Linked DNA regions of Mus musculus: region 1 is linked to region 2. A link is a loop called in an ENCODE intact Hi-C map of the cell type or tissue named here. Cell type or tissue: heart. All regions are shown on one strand. Each heading gives the region's core, and the rest is flanking DNA. Links, peaks and the distances in the headings are about the cores only.

Region 1 (5,000 bases), core at 1-5,000, 130 kb after region 2:
TGTGTGTGTGTGTGTATGTGTATCCGTGCCTGTGTGCACAGATCATCTTGGGTACTGGTGTACATGGAGGTGAGGACCAGAGGCCTATGAACCATGGTGACCCTGTTCTTCTCTGTAAGTGTCTACAAAAAGGAGGACAGGCCTGGGAAATACTGAGGCCCCAGAGGGGAGCCACAGAGTTTAAACTGAAGAGGGGCAGGGTTCACACGCAGAGCCTCATGGGAATCCATGGTATATGGACTTCCTAGGCTGCCTTCTGACTTGGTGTCTTAGTTAATTTTCTGTTGCTATGATAAAACACTGACCAAAAGCAACTTGAGAAGGAAAGGGCTTGTTTTTATCTCCCAGCTTGTATCTTCATCATCCAGGGAACTCAGGGCAAGTACCTGGAGACAGGAGCTGATGTAGAGGCCAGTGAGGAGTGCTGCTTACTGCCTTGTTCCTCATGGCTTGCTTTCTTCTTAGCCAACCTAGGGGGACATTTTCTCTTCTCAAATGAAACCCACCTTGCACCAGGTTGACATAAAACTAACCAGGTCACTTGGTCACCGTCATCCCCCAGGAGAGGATGTATCTCAGTTGGTTATCTGTAACAGGACTCACCTCACACCGGGTGTGGCTGGTGAGCCAGGTAGAAATAATACACTTGGCACCCAGCACTTTGTCTAACACTGTCTTGCAGGGTACTGCCAAGGAACACACAGGTAAACTTAAGGCTCACCATTCCAAGCAGTGCCCAGGAGAACCCCAACAGAGCCACAGCACTGGGAGACCAGGGTTACTTCTTAACTGTGATAAAATATCACACACAGGAAACTTAGCAGCCGAATGCTGGGGTGGCTATATTCCATCGCTGCCGGCCATCCCCGAGCCTCTGAGCCTGCCAAGCTGAAACGCCTTGCCCTCAGAACAGCTGCCTATCTCCCCTTGCCACTCCTTACTGGCACAAGCTGCCCCTCCCCATTGTCTGCAGGGACCTTGCAGGGACAAAGTCATGCAGTTTCTGTCCCTGTGCACCAGGCCATCTCACCTTATGGTGTCTCTCTAGGCTGAGCACTAGGAACCCCAACTTTGACTAACCAAAAAGTCCCAGTCCCTAATACCTAGTGAACAGTAGCCCCTGGGCAGTGCAAGGATGACAAGAACTTGGCTGGGGGGAGTCTATCCTCTGTAAGCCAGGTCCTCTCAATGCTAGTAGTATGGCCTCATATAGCATCTCCCTGTCCATCTCTGGGACAGTGACACCTACTTTTATCGCTTGGCAACACAAAAAGCTGATGGGATCTGCCTGAGACAACCCCTTTCCTACCTGTGGCCGAGCACAGCCTCCTTCCCCTCTCCTGGATTCAGTCAGCTCCTGGGGGCTATCCACGTAGGCCCCTGCAGGGCAGACCCTAGACTCAGGGGACAGGGATGCTGCCTGAGCTAGTGTCATTGTGTGAACCCAGCCTCTGGCTGAACCCATCATCCCTTACTTCTTCTACACCAGTGTGTGGTGCTCTGGGATGCCCAGGGACCTGCTAGGTAGACGGGTGTGAAAGTAACATCAGGGACCAACCATAGACTAGGGAGCCAACGGGCAGAGCATACCTCATTGCCAGCTTAGCATGACAGCTGCCCCTGTCCCAGCCAGCCCTTGTGGATGCCCCAGGGCCTCAGAAGTTGGACTGGTATGTATTTGCACTATCTCTGGCCAGTCTCCTGCCTCAAAGATCTACAAGGGCAAAGAGAAACCCGTGAAAATGTTGTAAACATAAGCAAATGTGCAAGAAGTAGAAATAAAACAGAAACCCACATTTGTCCCCTACTGAGGCTGGGCCCCCAGATCCCCCACCCCCCCAGGGCAGCTCCCTGGGGGTAGGATCTGGCAGTGAGTGTGAATGGCCACCATTATCAAGGTACACACACTTCCTCCAGGTCAAGCCTCAGTAGCTCTGAGCCTAGCTTAAATCCCTACCCTCACCCAGCTACTTCTCTGATACTGTCTGAGAGCCTGGAAAGGGGAGAGGAGTCGCACCCATTCGCCCACACCTGCATTCCTCCTTGTTCTGTTCCACTCAGACTGTGGGAATGATTAACGCTTCCCCTGTGATAAAGCTGAGACTATTGAGTCTAACTAGAAAGTTCAGAGGCCTGGGGACACACAGAAGAGAAATGATGGGTGGGTGCCCCACCTGAGAGCTCCTTCAAGCCCATAGAGCTGGACCTGGAAGAAAGATCTGGGGCACAGTCTTAGGGTTTTACAGCTGTGAACAGGCGCCATGACCAAGGCAACTCTTATAAAAGGCAACATTTAATTGAAGTTGGCTTACAGGTTCAGAGGTTCAGTCCATTATCATCAAGGTGGGAGCATAGCAGCGTCCAGGCAGATGTGGGGCTGGAGGAACTGAGAGTTCCACCTCTTGTTCTGAAGGCAGCTAGATTAAGACTGGTCTTAAAGCCCACACCCACAGTGACACACTTTCTCCAACAAGGCCACACTCACTCCAACAAGGCCACATCTCACTCCAACAAGGCCACATCTCCATATAATGTCACTCTTTGGGCCAATCATATTCAAACTACCACAGCCATCTGGCCAGGAATGGAGCCATTCCAGACGTGTGCATCTGGAATATAGTCCACGCACACCTCTGCTGCCTCCCTATTCCCCACCCCCATAGGCCTTCAGCACCAGAAAGGAGTAAACTTAATTCCCAGGCTAGCTGAGCCCTTGTGAGTCCCCTACCCTAAGCTGTACATTCCTGGGCTGGCGGAAGAAACTGAAGTCAAAGTTATCAAGGGGTGCCATCTTGTGGAAGGACACTCCATGGCAGGCAGCCGGTGACTTCTAGGGACACCAACCAGCAAATGCAGAAGGAAATGGCAGCTGACCTCCCGGACTCGGACCGAAGTGCCTTCCCAGCATCCACAGGAATGTAGGGATGAGTGTACAGCCAATCATGGAGACTTGGGGTCAGAGAGGGAAGACCCAACAAGGAGTGGTGTCTGGAAAGTGGGGAGAGAGACAGGCCTCCCCAAGTTTAGAGTGAGGTGTGTCTTCTGGGTTCAGTTTGTCAAGAAAGTAAGAAATGAAAAGCCCCAGGGGCCAGAGTGTGGGAGAGGGAAGCCACCCCAGCACTGTTAGGCCTTATCTTCAGGGAGACTGGAAATGTCAGAGAGGAGGCCCTGCTCAGCAGGCCTCTTGTTTCCCCTCTCTCAACTCACACCCTCTCTGGTCTCTACTCAGGGCCTGAAGCCGATGGACCACAATGGACTGGCTGATCCCTACGTCAAACTACACCTGCTGCCTGGAGCCAGCAAGGTGAGGGTTTCTACCCCAGGCATGGCCCTGGCTTGGCACTCATGGTCTCCCTGGAACCTCACAAGTCCATTACCTATATGCCCCAGAGAATGTCCCACTTACATTTCCCACGAAGCCATTTTAGCCTGGAGTTCATATTACAAAAAAAAAAAAAAAAAAGAAAGAAAGAAAAGAAAAGAACTCCTTGGGGTCAGATGTGACAACACATGCCTTTCATATAGCACTCAGGAAGCAGAGGCAATAGATAGAGTCCCATGTGTTAAAGGTCAGACTGGCCTACATACATAGTGAAGCTCAGGCCAGCCCGGGATGCAGGGGTGCATAGCGCCTGCCTGCAAGACCTTCAGTGTGTTGATGGACTTCAGTGTGTTGTGGCTTCACAATGGGGACTGTGTGGGAGGCATTAGCCTGGTTTATTTGACACAGAACCCCTGTTCCTGCTCCCCTGCCGGGCGACCCAGTAGAGGCAATATTTCACCCATAAGGTGTTCACTAGGAAAGCATGGGTTACAGGCAGAGTGAAGACCCTGAGCAAAGGGGAGGGGAACGAAGGTGATCCAGGAAAGTGGTCCAGTTGTGCCACTGGCTTTGGATACACTGCCAGTCTTAATATGGAACTCTCTTATGGGGAAGAGGGCCGGGGCTGCAGTCTTGGGTCAGGCTAATGCCTGTTAAGTTGGACATTTCAACTTTCCAGTTGGAATGAGTCACAGAGCAACCTCCCATTCCCTACAGGACCACCCCATAGCCACCACCTCTGTTCTGTTACTGTTGCCAGAGTCTGGGGGCAGGATGCTTCACACATTAATTTTCTGTGGTTACCTCAACAAGTTCTCACCGCTTGGCCATTTAAACATGCCCATCGCCTGCCTCCCTGGTCTGCTGGTCATCAGCCAGGCAGGTTGCACTGACTGACTGGACCAGAAGTCGAGATGCCAGCAGGACTGTGTCCAGTCTGGGGACAGTCATTCCCTCTCCTGTCCAAATAGAGGCTGCACACTTCCCCAGCTGAGCAGGCCCTGTCTCTCCTGACTCTACTTTTACTGCTAGTGACCTTGTGACCACAGGGCTATTTGAATGCCTCCAATAAGCTTGCTGGTTTTAAGTCAGCTAAATAACAGTGTCGGTTTCACCTTCTGCCCTCAGGTCCCTTCCCCTGTGTCAGATAGTACCTCTGTGAATGGAAGGACCAGGCCTGCCACCTTTGAGGCCACACTCATTCAGGATCAAAATAAGATCACTCTGTCTTTTTCCAGGCAAATAAGCTCAGAACAAAAACTCTTCGGAACACCCTGAACCCCTCGTGGAACGAGACCCTCACTTATTACGGAATCACGGATGAGGACATGGTCCGAAAGACCCTGAGGTGGGTGAGGGCCCCTGTGCCTACACCCCACCCGGGGACGCCCTACCGCTTGTGAATTCCCACTGACTGTGGAAGCCCATCGCCCCCAGGATCTCCGTGTGTGATGAGGACAAATTCCGCCACAATGAGTTCATTGGAGAGACTCGGGTGCCCCTGAAGAAGCTGAAGCCCAATCACACCAAGACATTCAGCATCTGCCTGGAGAAGCAGCTGCCGGTGAGTGGAAGAAGGCTCTGGCACCGCAGCCGTGCAGGAGTTTACTGAGCAGCTACTATGTGACAATACTGTGTTTCAGGCACAGTTGCAGGGAGATGGAAGGAACTTGCTTCC
Region 2 (8,380 bases), core at 1,845-6,844:
AAATTGACATTAGGCTGACAGGACCCAGCTGCCTCCAACAGATATTTTTTTCCTGATGAACAATTCTAGACTCACTTTAGAGAGAGCAGGCAAGAGGCCCACAGCTCACAGCTTTGAGTGGCTGAGAACACTCCCGTAGAAGAGCTGACTCAAAATGTGTTTCCCAAAAATGCACACTCTACATCTCTTTTGAGAATTTCTCCTAAGGAAGTTACCAGAAATGGGTACCAAGAGAGATCTCGAAGGATAGCCATTTTTTGTGTTGAGTATGTAAGAAAACTCAGAAGTCCCAGCGATGAACTATGTCTACAATACAGTACAATCATAAAGTCACAGCGCTAAGGGGTTTTGGGAAGCACAGGATAGTAGTAGCCCGAATAAGCCTGGAAGGCGGTAAGGACCCAGTTAACACCCGTGTGTAAGTCTCTAGGGAAACTCCTGACTCCGTTCAGATGCGAGCATCATCCTGGGGGCAGGGGTGACGATGGAGTTGGTGATGCTTTAACTTTCGCGTGTTCTGAGGGGAGCGAGCCTGTTGTGGCATGCACATGCGATGGTCAGAGGACAACTTTTGGGAATTGGTTCTCTGCACTGTGTAAATCCTGGGTATCAAACTCAGGTTGTCAGAACTAGAGGCAAACACCTTTACCCACTGTGTAAATCCTGGGTATCAGACTCAGGTTGTCAGAACTAGAGGCAAACACCTTTACCCACAGAACCAACTCCCTGGTACTTGCTTTTCCCATGCAGTCCAGGGCATGAGGTTCTCCGTGGGGACTTGGGCAGTGAGCACCTGAGAGGGCCAGCTTTTTCACTTTGGAGAGAACCTAATAGCTCAGCAGCAAAGCATTTGCTCAGCATTGCCAGGGGTTCATGAACCTTCTGCCCTCTAGGAATCTTCTCAAGAAGTTGGCATAAGCCTCTCCTGCCCCTGCCTGCCTTCAGCACCCCACAGCCTGAAGGGCCCCTCAGTGTGTCTACTAGACGCAGCCTCTGCTCAACTTGTCTCTCCCAGCACGGGATGAGAGACACCAGGAGGCAGCTGCTTCCCCACAAAGGGCCCCTGGGTGCTCCAACCCCTCCGGGAAATCAGCTGAGCTGTCAGACAGAGGCACTCACTGCCACACAGATGACCTATGGGGGGATCTTGAGGAACAAACTGCCTATGAACCAACCCGTCACCGAGCCTGGCTAGAGCCTGGCCTGTCTGCTCTTGGCACATCTGATTTTCTGGTTAAAGGCCTTTTATTTGGGAAGAGCTGTCCCATGAAACACAGCTCAGCTTACCAGATAATCCCTGCCCTGGGCAACAAGGTATAGAGAGGAGAGAACACAGGCCCCTTCCCAGGAGCCACAGTGTAGAGGGAGACAGGATAGAAATACCACTGTCAGGTCCAGCAAGGACCCCTGAGCTAATCTCCAGGGTTGAGGGGTATGCCCCACCCCAGCACTCTTGGCTTGGGTTCATCTAACATACACTGACTGCTACTATGCGCATGACACTCACTGAAACGTGCCTCTAGCCTCTTGCCTGTCATAGCTAAGATGACCTTAGAGATCCTGTGTGCCACCTCTCTGGTTAATAGAGAAAGTGACCAGAGCCCCATACAGTCATCTTTCTGTGTACTCACTGCTGTTCCCCTCCTGAATAGGTGGGCTCACCTTCATGTTTCCTTGTCTTCTATGAACATTTGTTCCCTCATAAATTATTAACAAATAAGCAAGGCACTCATTTAACACACACAGTACTGATGATGGAAGCTAGGAGGCCCCAATTCCATGCTTGCTTGCATGTGTGTGTGTGTGTGTGTGTGTATGTGTGTGTGTGTGTGTGTGTTATGGTGTGGTATGTATATGTCTGTGTGTGTTTTTGAGATAGGGTCTTTCTAATGTAGCTCAGACTGGTCTTTAACTCTTAAGATGTGTGGGCTGTAGCTCTCCCTCAATGGGGACCAGGGCAGGTATGTTGGGTGGTGTATATACAATTTCACTGAGGGACACTTAGGTGGGAAATGAGTGGCATGGTGAGGCTCTAACCAGCTGCCAAGTCAGGGAGATGGCCGCCAGCTAAGCCCAAAGAGGTTTGGCAAACCCAAGCTGGCTCTGTGGCAGGTTCCTAAAATGGGTCTCCTTGATGTCCCCCATCTGTCCTGAGGCTGCTCTGTGTGGAGAGGATGGACAGCTGTGCTTTCAGAGGTGCCAGCCACAGCTTCTGTTGGGAGCCACAACCCCTGTGTTCTTGGCTCTGACCTTCATTCTGAGCATCTCTGTGGATACTCAGCTGTGGATTTACCATCCAAATGTCCCTGCCCAGTCGGTGCCATGATTCCAAGCCCTGGAAATGACAGTCCTCCATCTCTCCTGATCTCCCCCCTAGTATTTTATTTGACTATAGATGTCTGTCCTGCCGTGGGTCCCATCTCTTCATCCTGTAGCCTGGAGAAACCCTTAGCCTTCCACCCAGGCCCTGCCAGCAGCCCTGTCATAACTCCTTCCATGCATCTCAGCAGTGGGAATAAGATACAGGGCGTCTGTCCCTCGGGTACAAGTGGCGAAACAGAGCCCCAGGGAGGTTGCTGACTTGTCCTGGACATTTAGTAAATTTGCACAAACAACCATTGGTTTTGGGTTTTAGGGGGTTTGTTCTTTTGTTTGTTTGGTTTTAGTTTTTGTTTGTTGTTTTGGGTTTTGTTTTTCTATTTTTTCCTTCTGTGAGCCTTTGGCCCTAACCTTCCTCACTGCCATGAAGGCTGCCCGCCCTCTGCTTAGGTGGAAGGTGACAGGATGCGGGGAAGCTGTGCTACCTGAGCACTGGCACACTAGCACAGGCAGCGATGTGGTCCTTTGTAGCCTCTTGACCCATCTTCTAATGGAAAGAGTCGTGAGTCTACAAGGAAGGACAGAACAGAATAGCCCAGACTGTGTAGACATGCAATGGGTCAGAGGACGCCAGTCTAAGGGTTCCCTGGCTTGTGGCCTAAAACTGTGGCTCTAGGAAGTGACATGGAGGGAGGCAGTGCATTCGTTCTTAGAGATGTTTTGGGGGTGGGCTGGCTTGAAGCTCTGAGGAGCATCTTCACCTTCTCCTGGCTCCCTTTCATTCTCTGCCATCATGGAGGTAAGGCTTCAATGCTAAGGCCCTTCCCCCCTTTCCCCTGCTTCTCCTCCCACCTCAGCCTCTCACAGCCTTCAGTTTGGAAGCTGCTACAGAAGATAAGTGCATAGCTCCAACGTGCCCTGGCTTGTTCCTTGTCTTCCAGGGTCACCCCAATTACTATTCTGCTTCTGTAGAGTGGACAGCAGAGCACAGAGGCTACCTCCCTTCTGTATCCAGCCATAGAGGAACTGGGGTGTCAGGCTCAGGGCTTGCCACCCTGGACACATTGATCTGGGCACAGCACCACCTGCAGGTCAGGGGCAGAATTGTACACAGGGCCTGTGTACAACCTGTCTACTTGGATCATACAGGCCTTCCATTTCTTGACACTCCCAGAACGTTAGAAAGGAAAAAGAGTGTATGAGTTGCATGTTTCAAATATTTACTTGGAGCAGAGTAACGCATTTCACACTCTGGTAGCAGTGTGACCACACTGTTCACAAGCTAGCAGAAACTGAAACGAAAACAAGCCCACAGTGCACCAGAGGCTGGGCACAAGTTTACGTTTTTAATGGATATGGCTCTCTTAATTTTGTATTTGATTGGCTTATTTGGGGCAGCAGCACATGCTGGGGCACATGTGTCAAGGTCAGAGGATAACCTGAAGGGGTTGGTTCTCTCCTCTCATCACGTGATCCTGGGAATCAAACTCTGGCCGTCAGGCATGGCCATCGGCACCTTGATGCAATAAGCCATGTCTTCATCCTTGAGCCAGTCGGTTTTGCATCTGCCTGGTTTTTACGACTATATTAGCATCCTTTGGGAGAAGGTACAGAGGTTCCTGGCTTGCCAACAGAGCCTCTGCGCCTGGCTGGTTGGGGGTTCTTTACCAACGTGTGGACCATGGTGGGAATGTCAAGTTCAGCTGGGAAGCTCAGCTCCCTGGATGGACCTGTGAGATGACAGTGGGGTCTGGGCTTGGACAGCATGGCCAGTTAGCTCCGGCCCACACACTGCCCCCTGGTGGTCATCATGGACATGGGCCACATTGGTCCGGAAGAGTTTCTTAAGCATGACTCAGGGATCCCTGAGACCCTCAGAGATCTCCAAAATCAAAACTGTTTTCCACAGTCTAAGCCTCTTGGCCTCTTTCACACACATGGAAACTGGAAAGTACTCAGATGTGGCTTCAGAAGCTGTGCTGGAACTAGTTTTTAAGATAGTGCCATCTGTTGAGTTTTGGTGCAGAAAAACACACACCATTATCTGGGCAAGCTATTAGAATACTCCTCCGCCTTCCATCCATCCTCCACATCCGTGAGAGCCTGGACCCCTTCCATGTATTCACTGGAACAGCATCTCCAAAGGTCGAAAGAAAAGTCAGACAAGAACGCCCAGCTGTCTTCAGTTAACTCCCAAAGCAAATTGCAAAATCATAAAAACAATCCCGGGCCTCACATTGTCTTTGTTTTGAAAACACGTGTTTTTCTCATAAAAAATATAAATTATGTGAATACCTAATAGGCCTAGTATCTGTAATGGGGGTTTTTAGATTTCTCAGCAAAATATCAATAGCTATAACTCATATATTTTGGAATGCTCCCAATTGTCTTTCTCACCGTATGTGTAAGATGGTGATCCTATGTATGGCACATATGTGGTCAGAGGACAACTTGGGAGTTGGGTCTCTTCATCCACCTTGGAAATTTCTTGGAAATGAACTTGGATTGTAGGCTTGCAGAGGAAGCACTTTACCTGCCAAGCCATCTGCCAACCCAAAAAGATTTTTTAATAACATCTAATGAGCTGGAACCCACATATTGTTAGCATCACCCCTATCTAATTCCAGAATATTTCCATCAGTTCATAAAGAAACCCTAAAGCCATTAGCTGTCACTGTCGTCCTGTGCCTATTAATGGCCATTAGTCTACCTCTGTGGCTTTGCCATTCTGGACATCTCTATAGGCAGCACCAGATCATACGTGATCTTCTGTACAAGCTTGGCTTCTTCTCTTAGTGTAACATTTGGGCTATTGGGAATAACAGTGACTTAAGAATATTTGTACCCATGTCTATGAGGACGTATGTTTTAGTCCTCTTGTGGTTGGTACTTAGGACAACTGAGTTTCCGAGCCATATGGCAAGTATGTGGTTAACATTTTGAGAGAATAGCAAACAAATTTCCAGCCTCAATGTTTTTTTTTTTTAATTTCATGTATATGTGTGTTTTGCTTATGTGGATCTATGTGCATTTATGCAGTCCCTATGGAGACCAGAAGAGGGCACCAGAACCCCTGGGACTGGAATTACAGGTGTCTGTAAACCACCTTGTGGGTGCTGGGAATCAAACCTGGGTCCTCTGGAAGAGCAGCCAATGCTTTTAATCACTGAACCACATCACCAGCTTTCTCCATCAATATTCTTTTGTAGAATATAAAGAGGCTCTGAATTTTCAATCCACTGGACTGGATTGGATGAAATCAAAGGCTATCCTTATGCATACTGACCCAAGTCTCTTTTTCTTCTCAACACATGCACACACTCACACACGCATGCACACACTCACACACACACACACACGCACACATGCACTCCATTTAGGAGGCACAAGCAGCGCCTTTGTAATAGGCAGCCTGAGTTAGCCCTTGGCTCAGTAACACACAGAAAGCCAGCTAAGCTGCACTACTTACGTTGAGCCATCAGGTTCTAAAGAAGGTTCCTTCCTGCAGGGTTTGCAAGATATCCCTTGTGGACGATGACTTTTTAAAGTGCCTAGTGGAGGTACTGGCTGCCACCCCATGCCTTGCCCTCTGGAGAACACCCTGGGGTCTCTTACGGAGCAGAGCACAGGCCTGTAAGCTTCCACTCTGGTCCAATGAAGGTTGGGGAGGTTGAGGGGACTCATGAGCTTGCCTGTGTCTCTCTTTGGGATGTTCTCAGGGCAGTGGGGCTGTGTGGGAAAGGGCAGAAGCTGATGCTCTGCAGGGCTTGCCAGCTGAGTTGAAAGTTGCTGAGATGGTGCCTTCTCTCCCTTCTGATTCTCACCCTCTGATGTCATTGTCTACTCTGGTCACTTAGCGATGTGATGCACCTAGCCACCTGTCCCAAGATCCCGAGCCTTTGGAAAAGGAGCTCTGAGTAAGGCTTTTGCTGGAGGAGTTAAGAGTGTAGCATCGCCAGGCAGTGGTGGTGCATGCCTTTAATCCCAGCACTTGGGAGGCAGAGGCAGGAGGATTTCTGAGTTCAAGGACAGCCTGGTCTACTACAGCCAGGGCTACACAGAGAAACCCTGTCTCGAAAAACCTTAAAAAAAAGAGTGTAGCATCAATGGTCAGCAGGGATCGGGATTCCCGTCAACACCCCAGTCACTAACATGTGCTTCCCTTGTCCTCCTGCCTCAGATGTGACTCCTGCCCTGGGCTGTGCTCCCCGTCATGGCTGACACCATCTTCAGCAGTGGAAATGATCAGTGGGTTTGCCCCAACGATCGGCAGCTTGCTCTGAGAGCCAAGTAAGCATCTGTGGCCTGCAGGAGTGGCCCTTCCCTCCCTCTCCACCTGCTGCCCTCTTCCCCTCTTCCCAGTCTTTTGCAAGTTTTGCTCCCCAGGGAGGAGTTTGGAGAGAGGCGGATGTCAAATGCACACCACTCTCGGCCCATGCTTATGTATTACTCACCACGAACTAACATGTTCCCATTTCTCAGATAAGGAAAATGAGGCCTTCACTCCTTGCCCGTGTCCCTTGTCAGTGGCTGGGCTGGAACCTACATCCAAGTCCAGCTGACTCCCACACCTGTGCTCTTTCACAACAGCCCACAGGGAGCAAGACTTCCCCATTGGGCCTGCTCTTGTCCCTGAGCCTGGCATAGAGGGGCAATACAGAGCACATGCCTGTTCCCTGAATGAACAGCTCACTTCAGTAGAGACCACCGCTGGCTACAGCATCTTTCCTACGTCCTTAGTGGGGTCTGTGTCCTTCTGTGATTCCCTTGTGTCTTTTTGGAGGTCTTCATTTTCCTATTACCCCTCAGACTAGTGACCCTTCAATTTTGGTTGGGCCTGGCCTGCCCCCCCCCCCGACACACACACACACACACACACACACACACACACACACAGTGTCCCTGTGGCTGAGCCTCTCAGATGCCCCTCATGCCCTCTAGTCTGTTCCAGATCTCTGGTGGGTGCCATCCCTGGCTCTGATAGGACAAGAACATCCCTGCAGCTATCAGACTGTGTTGGCATCAGAAGCCAGCATTTCCCAACTGGGACCAAGCTTAAGAAATTCGCAATTAGACGTTAGAAGCCTGTGGGAGTCAGAGCTGAGACATCAAAGGTGGATAGAAAAATCCATCTGAAACGCTCAGGAAGAATGGCGTCGCATGTGATGTGTGAGCATCCTTGCTCTCCTCCATCTGGGTGCCTCAGCCCCCCCCCCACCTCACCCCTGCAGAGAGAATGACTAGGGATGAGATTGGTCCCACTCACCATCTCTGATGCCAGGCCAATTAGGTGCCCTCTCTGGCAGGGTGCACATTGCTGGGAGACCTCAGCTCTTGGACCTCGTCCAAGAGCCCAGCTGTCCCTTGACCTTCCAGCATCCCCTTCATTCCCAACTTTGTCTCTCATTCACCAGCTGCTGAAGCTGTCCTAGCCTCTCAGAAGAGCCAGTGTGTCTCCTCCCAGGTGTGTGTCTGAGAGACAGATGCCCGTTGCAGAGCTAGACATCGAGTCCAGTAGACCCCCTAGGAAACACAGAGAGTTTTCCAACCCACATTCTTCCTTCCAAGCACCCAGGTGTCTCTCCACATACCTAAACTCAATTGGTCTTTCATATTAAAGCAGAGATGGGGAGAGGTCAAAGTTGTATGGATACTTAAAGATGTGAATTCTGTTGTTGATGATGATTGGCAGTAGGTAGGGGTGGGGTATTAACTGGGTCAGGGACCAAGACCTTCTTTTACATGATTCTTCTATGATTCTTCTCTTGACTCAGAGAGGTAAATGTTACATGGAAATATGGAGAAAGTTCTAAGCATACAAAACAGCATGTGCAAAGGCCCTGGGGTAGAAGGAACATAGCATACAGAGAATCCTAACAAAAGGCTGGTATGGTTTAAGTGCAGAGTGTGAAGGGTACACAGTGTAAAAGGCCAAGAGAGGACCAGTCAGAGTAGGGCCTGGCTCTCCGTGACATTCCTTCTAGACAGGAAAACTGTGGGTCCCACATTGCCCTCTAGCAATGACACTCAGTGATGGATACATACACAAACCATCTAGAAA

Evidence for each region. Peaks named below come from ENCODE experiments on the same cell type or tissue, not always from the same donor. Only the 100,000 strongest peaks of a DNase experiment are listed, where the experiment ranks them.
Region 1: a loop joins it to region 2, with 4 times the contacts of the local background. A loop is called at or near these places in 39 of 42 quality-filtered maps.

What each region holds. Positions count from the first base shown.
Region 1 is chr11:75,779,925-75,784,924 of GRCm38, reverse strand. It overlaps Doc2b (double C2, beta), which reads left to right. Exons shown (of 9, transcript NM_007873.3): 3 at 3,230-3,304; 4 at 4,561-4,670; 5 at 4,760-4,886. Among named protein-coding and RNA genes, the nearest start is that of Gm12339, 13 kb to the left of the region's middle. In heart, for the core only: a CTCF peak has its summit at 2,794 (motif pointing left); a DNase peak (open chromatin) is centred at 2,784; H3K27ac peaks cover 41 bases; H3K27me3 peaks cover 1,822 bases.
Region 2 is chr11:75,909,179-75,917,558 of GRCm38, reverse strand. Rph3al (rabphilin 3A-like (without C2 domains)) reads left to right here and starts at 6,500. Exons shown (of 8, transcript NM_029548.4): 1 at 6,500-6,609. The coding sequence starts at 6,533. In heart, for the core only: CTCF peaks have their summits at 3,410 (motif pointing left), 4,139 (motif pointing left) and 5,376 (motif pointing right); DNase peaks (open chromatin) are centred at 3,408, 4,138 and 4,418.